Regions from separate parts of the Homo sapiens genome. Here region 2 is linked to region 1. Evidence: chromatin contacts called from ENCODE Hi-C or POLR2A ChIA-PET data. All regions are on one chromosome and are shown on one strand. Each heading gives the region's core, a stretch centred on a gene start or an enhancer-like site at or near the end of the contact. The rest is flanking DNA. Distances are from core to core; before and after follow the strand shown.

The links. A loop is a pair of places that touch in the nucleus more often than their neighbours do. ChIA-PET counts read pairs that join two places held with the same protein, here RNA polymerase II (POLR2A). Pooled maps may share reads with other maps.
Region 2: a loop to region 1 is called in a map of sciatic nerve, with 10 times the contacts of the local background. The contact joins two enhancer-like sites. A Hi-C loop is called at or near these places in 2 of 168 maps with a recorded cell type or tissue (ascending aorta and sciatic nerve) and 1 of 50 pooled maps. POLR2A ChIA-PET finds 5 or more read pairs at or near these places in 2 of 52 experiments (A549 and SK-N-SH).

The regions. Positions count from the first base shown.
Region 1 is chr4:139,782,433-139,785,812 of GRCh38, forward strand. The region is part of intron 2 of MAML3 (mastermind like transcriptional coactivator 3); the gene reads right to left. It overlaps LOC124900782 (a long non-coding RNA gene), which reads right to left. Exons shown (of 2, transcript XR_007058277.1): 2 at 1-3,380. Among named protein-coding and RNA genes, the nearest start is that of MGST2, 120 kb to the left of the region's middle. Within about 2 kb of position 1,904, at least 2 of the 41 ENCODE cell types and tissues checked have a DNase peak (open chromatin) inside an H3K27ac peak, as active enhancers do.
Region 2 is chr4:139,843,055-139,846,434 of GRCh38, forward strand. The region is part of intron 2 of MAML3 (mastermind like transcriptional coactivator 3); the gene reads right to left. Among named protein-coding and RNA genes, the nearest start is that of MGST2, 180 kb to the left of the region's middle. Within about 2 kb of position 1,762, at least 2 of the 41 ENCODE cell types and tissues checked have a DNase peak (open chromatin) inside an H3K27ac peak, as active enhancers do.

The DNA of each region.
Region 1 (3,380 bases), core at 654-3,153:
CTAGGATTACAGGTGTGAGCCACTGTGCTGGGACTGACTTTTTGATCAAGCTGGCATGGTGAAACTAATATTAACAGTTTACATGGACACAAAGATAAAAGTGTTAGCTGATATATATATGTAGAAAAGTGGCTTTCCCCACTTTAACAGGGCTCTTAGGAGGGCAATAGACATGCTAAATGGAGGTGGGCCTTCCTGGTGCCCCTTTTGGTTGTCCTGTAATGAATGGCAAAGTTCAGCCAAGGATCAACTGCAAACTGAGCTTCTTTACTGCCGAGGAGCTGGCCAGAGCTAGTGGTGTGCGCACCCAGAACCTGCAATGTCTATGGGTGAGGCTTCACTTAAGACAGGAGGCCTCTGATGTCAACCCCACAGCTCTGAGCTGCTGGAACATCTTTGGGGCTCAATTTGGGAATCACCTTTCACCTAAAAATATTTTTTCCCTCCATCTTTCAGATGGAGATTTGCAACATTCAAAGTAGAGCCTTACAATTGTATTTGCTGCCCTTTCCTATGCTCCAAATTTGGCTTTAGGCTGCCTATTTTCAGTGTTTGGGAACCTCAAAAAAGGAGCAATGCATAAAACTTCCAGCTGATAGGAATCCTTCCCCAGGGCTTGTCATTTAGCTGCAGCTCCAGCAGGCATTTTGAATGAAGGGGAAAAAAGGACATACAGCCTCGCTAAGTACAGGGGCCTTAAAGAAAACACGGTTCTTAAAGCCCTTTTGTCCTCTGTCTATCTGTAGCACAGGATAATGAAAATGGATACGTGTTGCCTGTTGTTCCTATGTAAATGCTACCTCGAGGACACAGTCTTCACCAGGCAGATGGCTAATTTCTTTGCTCTAACCTCATTTCTCCAGTATTCCGGTGTTCCTGTGACGTCCTGCTCCTGGAGTCAGGTCCTAATTGTTGTCAAGCGTTCAGAGACAAAAGTGGTGTCTACACATCATTCATGTGAAGGCTGTTACTGGCTATGAACTGTAGTTGTGGTGGCAGCAGCAGTGACTGCAGTGGCTGCAACACAAACCTTATGGCAGGTAGTACCTGCTGGTGTGGGGCTGCTCAGAACCTGCCTTTCTGCTTCCAAGTGTCAAGCTGAACATTTTCCTTTGTTATCGCTTCCAGCCCCTGGACTCCAACGTGCTGAAAGCCCTGTGTCTTTCTGTTGGGATCAATACCCGCTTCTTTAACTGTTCCTCTCTGGTTCAGACTGTCTCTCGGCATCATTCTGACCATGCAAATCTGGGGATGCCCAAGAGAGGGCTCATTTGTCTTGTCACAGATTTGGGGGGTGCTGGTTAACTTGTGGCCCCTTGGAAACCCCACTGCCACCGAGCAGTCAGGTAATCCTAATAGCCAGGACCCTCCCAGTCAGCGATTGGCCGTCTGATTGGATGCACATTCATCTTCAAGTTATGTTGTGTGACAGCCCGGGCTGCTGAACACCATTTTAACATGCAGATTGACTCCTCGGAGGCTCTTCATTACGCATTTAGCGGTCTGTTTTCAGACTAACCAGCATGTCAGAGAGGCCCGCTATCCTCTTTCCACCTGGGTGGAGGAAATAGCTCACTGACTGTGGGGGAGCCACAGATATTAAAATGCATATGTTTACCTTCCTGAGCATCCGCACACAACAGCTTTCTCTGATGCAAGAGAAGAAAAAAGAAGAAAGGACCCTTGGTTCTGAAATGCAAGGAAAATGGCTAGCAAAACAAGCGAGCCTTTGTTGATGAGAGCAGTCAACAAGGCCAGGCCCGCCTGATGCCGCCCAGCTGCCCGCAAGCCGACCTGGGAGCGTCCACACAAGCACTCCTCTTATCGACACACAGACCCTCTCTTTCTCTCTCACACAGAGCCTGAAGCATTTTAAGCAGAACACTTCCAATTTCCTGTTTCTAAAACCATCTTGCCTCTCCAGTGGCATTCCAAGCGATCCTGGCGAGGCACGGGATGAGGGAGAATGGTGTTGGTTTAGGTGGCTTCCACTGCAGGGCTCTGGGCTTACTTGCGAGGCTCCAGGCCCCTTCTTTACCCACCCCTCTTCTCTCCCTGCTGTGATTGACTTCCACTTGCTAAAAATACTTCCCTATGGCCTCTCGTTGTTCCTGCATGAGTGCTGATGTTTTCTTGTGCGCGTGTGTGGGTCGCCTTTCTCAAGAATCTCTTTCCATTCCTTAAAAAGAAACATTTGTATTGCTTTTAATACAATTCTCATCTCTTCCCACTTAGTCCCCCAATGTACTATTCTCTCCATTCTTCTGAAGGACCAATTAAACTGGAAGGGTACTCAGTTCTTTGGGCCTTTGCTATGCGCTACGCCTTGGCCAAGTCTGCAGCCCCTGCCCTCATCTCCGATCACTCTCTTGCTTCATTTCTTTGTTGTCACCAGAGAAAGATCCTGGAGAGGTTTAGAAGGCTAGCTTGGTTCTCACAAGTGGGAGCTAATGTGTGCACGTGGACATGGAGTGTGGAATGATAGACATTGGAGACGAGGAGGGGTGGGAGGGTGGAAAGAAGGTAGATGATGGGAAATCTCTGAATGGTACTATGTACATACCTTATTCGGGTGATGTATACACTAAAAGCCCAGATTTCATCATCACACAACATAGCTGTATAACAAAATTACACTTGTACCCCTTACATTTGTACAAAAGAAGAAGGCGGCTAGCTTGGACACAAACACTCATGAGGCCAGGGCCGATACCTGGATTCCTAACTGACAGACACCCAGCCACATGGCTCCTGGGTGCTCAATGTCTGAACCACAGCCTGCCCCTCAGCTTCTGGGTCCTCCCACACGGTGCCGGATCCTGATACCAAGACCGAGGACATGGATGGGGTTTTGCTGTTTACATGCTTAAAATATTAATAATCAGAGTTCACTTTCATAGGGCTCTGGGCAGAAAATAAAATGACAGCAGAGCTGTATTCCTAATTCCCCTGGAAGGGCTGTGAAGGAGGAATATAATGGTTCCCTATGCTTGCTCTGGGATCAGAGTGTTCTTGATGAGTGAATTGGGCAGTAAACACAGCTCTTTATTTTTGTACGGAATGTGGTGATCCCCACTGGCAGGAACAGGTTGCATGTGGTTGCTGGGCTGTTGCTTGGCTGGTGCTGCACTGCGGAGTATTGTTTGGAAAAATATCACCCAGCACGAACAATATGGCTCCCCAGCGCCTGGGGCACTGCATGGAGAGATCTGTCCCTTCATTCACATATCTCTGCACTAATTTTTTTTTTCCTGTGATAAAACAGATTTCCTGAATTTAAAATGCTACTGAGGGTTTTGGGTGGTGGAGCTATGCTGTGTTTTAAGAAGAGTCCTTGATTGGCAAGTGAGCAGGGGGCAGCTTGTGGTTTGGAAGCTTCT
Region 2 (3,380 bases), core at 512-3,011, 60 kb after region 1:
ACAGTCCCCAGTCACCACGTCCAGCCAAGGCCAGTTCCTTTTGTTAGCTGCAGACGCTTTCTCCAACTTCTTTTCCCTCTAAAGAGAAGGTAAGACTAAACTGATAACTTATGGCATCTGTTCCTCCCAAAAGCTCTACGTGTACCCACCTGATAATGGGGCTTTGGCAATTACCTTACTGCTTCCAACCCAAGTCCTCAATCTACTATGGAGCTCAGCATGCGAAGAAAGGTGACGCCATCTATCTTTTGCCCAAAGCTGAGTACATACTAAGATGTGTCTACTCTCGGGTCCATGTGCTCAAATTTAGAAAACACACCAGAAAATAACTTGATATATCACAATTTTAGATTTACTACCTAGTCCCAATACAGGGAATTAGAATATTTCCAAAATCCTGAACTCAAATCCCAACTTACACTACTGACAGGTCTTAATTACCCATGTTTAAGGACAAGGCAAAAGTAAAACCCAAAACCTGATGAATTAACATTCATAATAAGTTAATCTAGCCCATATTTTCCCTTCTTAGTTCACCAACTGTTTTGCTAGAAAATTTATAGGATTACCTGTTCATAGATGTAGGTAATTATATACAGTTGGGGTTTCTCTAGAAATGACTCCTGAAGTATCTTAATTCGGAGTCTTCTAATGAAATTGCTACTATCTCCAGTTTAATAACCAAATTATTACTGTCCTGCTTGGTCTGATCACGTCCTAGTCTGGACCTCAGCTTCTGTTTCAAAAAATGAGCATTTCTTCACTTCCTGAGACCTCACTGTTTGGGTCTGATGAAGCAACTTCCCATGGACGGCATTGTAGCCATCGAGAGAAACCCCACTCACCAAAGGAGAAAGCTTGGCCCACAGGGCCCCTGGGAGGTGCCATTTTCATCTTCTATTGCACTGCGCTGACATTTTTAAATTATAATGACTCCATATCCCAAATGAGTCCTAAGAACATTCTGAATCAGCTAATTAATAAATCAATTGCTCTTCAGGATGGCATTTATCAAATTCACAACTAATATGTGAGGTGCGGGTAGAGTGGAAGTCTGCAGCTGCTACACCTCTGGCTCTGGTAGGACCCAGCTTGTTCCAAAACCTCTGTTGCACTCTGGCTGTAAGCGAAACACCTTCAAGTTTCTATGCATACTATTTGAGTCCATTGGGATACAATTTCATCATCAGAGACAACATCTTATGCAATAATGAGTAGTTGCCTAAAGAATGAAGAACAGGAGCATCCCTACTAATCAGACACTCAGTGTCCCATATGGTGATGGTAATTGAAACATCCTTCTGGTCACACTGTTGAACTAAGATTGAAATCAATTAGATGCCACTGTTTAGATGTTGGTGGCATTGTGCTGTCTTTTTCTTGGCACAGAGATGATGTGGGAGTTAACAATACCAAGCAAGGCATCCTACTTCACCAAGAGTGGACCACTGGTGAACTCTCAATCCCTTAAAACCTGATAATTTCTACAGGCTTCAGAATCACTGCCAACATCCTGAAAATCAGTTGTGACAATAAGGCTGTCAGAGCAGTGTGTACTGCTCTTAATCATCTACTTAGTGTCTCTTTCTTGGTCATAGACTGTACCTTCCTTACCACTGCAGCCACATGGCTCCTCTTCACATGCTGTTGTTGACAGTGTGGGTGGGATATAGGGATGGTGGGCAGCTGCCCAAATTTTCTGTTCATCAATAGTGGGATGACATAAAATGAGACCAGAAGACAAGACTGCAGAGAGCCTGGGGACAGGTTGAGTAAGAAGCAGAGAGCTGCTGTCCAGATGCCAGAGAGCTGAACAAAAGCCTGCCATTTGTTTAGTCCTATTCTGGCTCACACTATTCACCTTCCTTTCCTTTTGATATCATCAATATGGTTTTTCTCCTGGAAGAGACTTTCTATTTCTCTTTCTCTCTCTCTGTCTGTCTCTCTCTCTGTCTCTCTCTCTCTCTCTCCCTCTGCCCCAACACAGCATCCCTTTTGATGAGATAATGGGTGTTGACTTGCAGTCCAATACTTACTAAAGCCTGATGGCTCTACAAATTACTTAGACAGAATCTAATCCTGAGGGTAGGTATCAATGATAGGGTATGTGTGTGGGGAATCAGAAATGGCATGTTGTCCTACAGAGAGGTCACACCAAAGAAGTAAGAAGATGGGAAAGAAGAAGTGAGGGTGGTGACAGAGAGGGGGAACTAGACATGTGGCTGCATTAGACAGAGTACACAGAAGGGAGGCTCAATGTGGACATGGGAAAAGGTATATTCATTAAGAATGAAAATAGAAGAGGGCTTCTTTATTCAAGTTCTGGGTGTCTGAATCAGGTCAAACTGGCAGAGACACATAGGTAGAAATTGAAGTTAGAAAAATTAAATAAGTGCAAGGAAATCATATTTTGCTGTGTAAGTTCATTTCTAAACATACAGATGTCAGAGAGTTTTGATAAATGCTCATATTCTTTTCATGATTGTACTAAGATCTCACACGGTAAATGACATCAGGAGTTAGAATGGATTGAGATCAAGACAAAGCAGGAACCTACTTTGAATAAAATTTTACTCATCTCAGTATTTTTGGATGTTTCCTTTATCTGAACTAAAGCACTTCATATGATGTCATCTCTTATTTTCTCTTTTGTAGTCTCCTTTATAAATCTATGGTGAATGGTATAGAATAGTTTCATTGGTACCACAATCCCCTTATACCTGATATTATGATAATTCTGAAATACAAACTGAATAAATACATAGGTCATTTTCAAAATGATTTTTATTTGCTCAACAGATTGAATCTGTGCAGTAGTAAAATTACAGTTCGTTAAGTAAATCTTGAGTCAGAGTAAGGTTTAGCAGGGTAATGTTGATCTTTAACCCCTTCATCTAGAATATATTTTTAGGAGTGGGAGGAAATCCCAACATCTATATAAACAGAGAACTCAGAGTTTGAAATGCTCCAAGCAGACATAGTTATTTGTGACAGCTTGACAGTGACAAAAAATCCAGGAGCTGAAATGCTTTCTCCTCGGCTTATGAGTGGCTTTTTATGCAAATCTTGATAGATCATTTTATGCCTTAATTTTCCTACCTACAGATTGCCAGAAGCCTTGGTGACTAAACTATGGCTTATAAGAAGCTAGCACTGTACTTTATTTTTATTTTACTAGACAGACTCTATCACCAAACTACATATTTTTGTCTGTAAGAGGAAGAGTTTAAGAAAGAAACAACCTACTAATAATAGTTTAAATATTATTTTATATTTAAAGATGTATTTTATTTTATTTATTTTAATTTGTGAGACAGGGTCTCACTCTGTCACCCAGGCTGGAGTGCAGTGGCACAATCATAGCTTACTGCAGCCTCAAC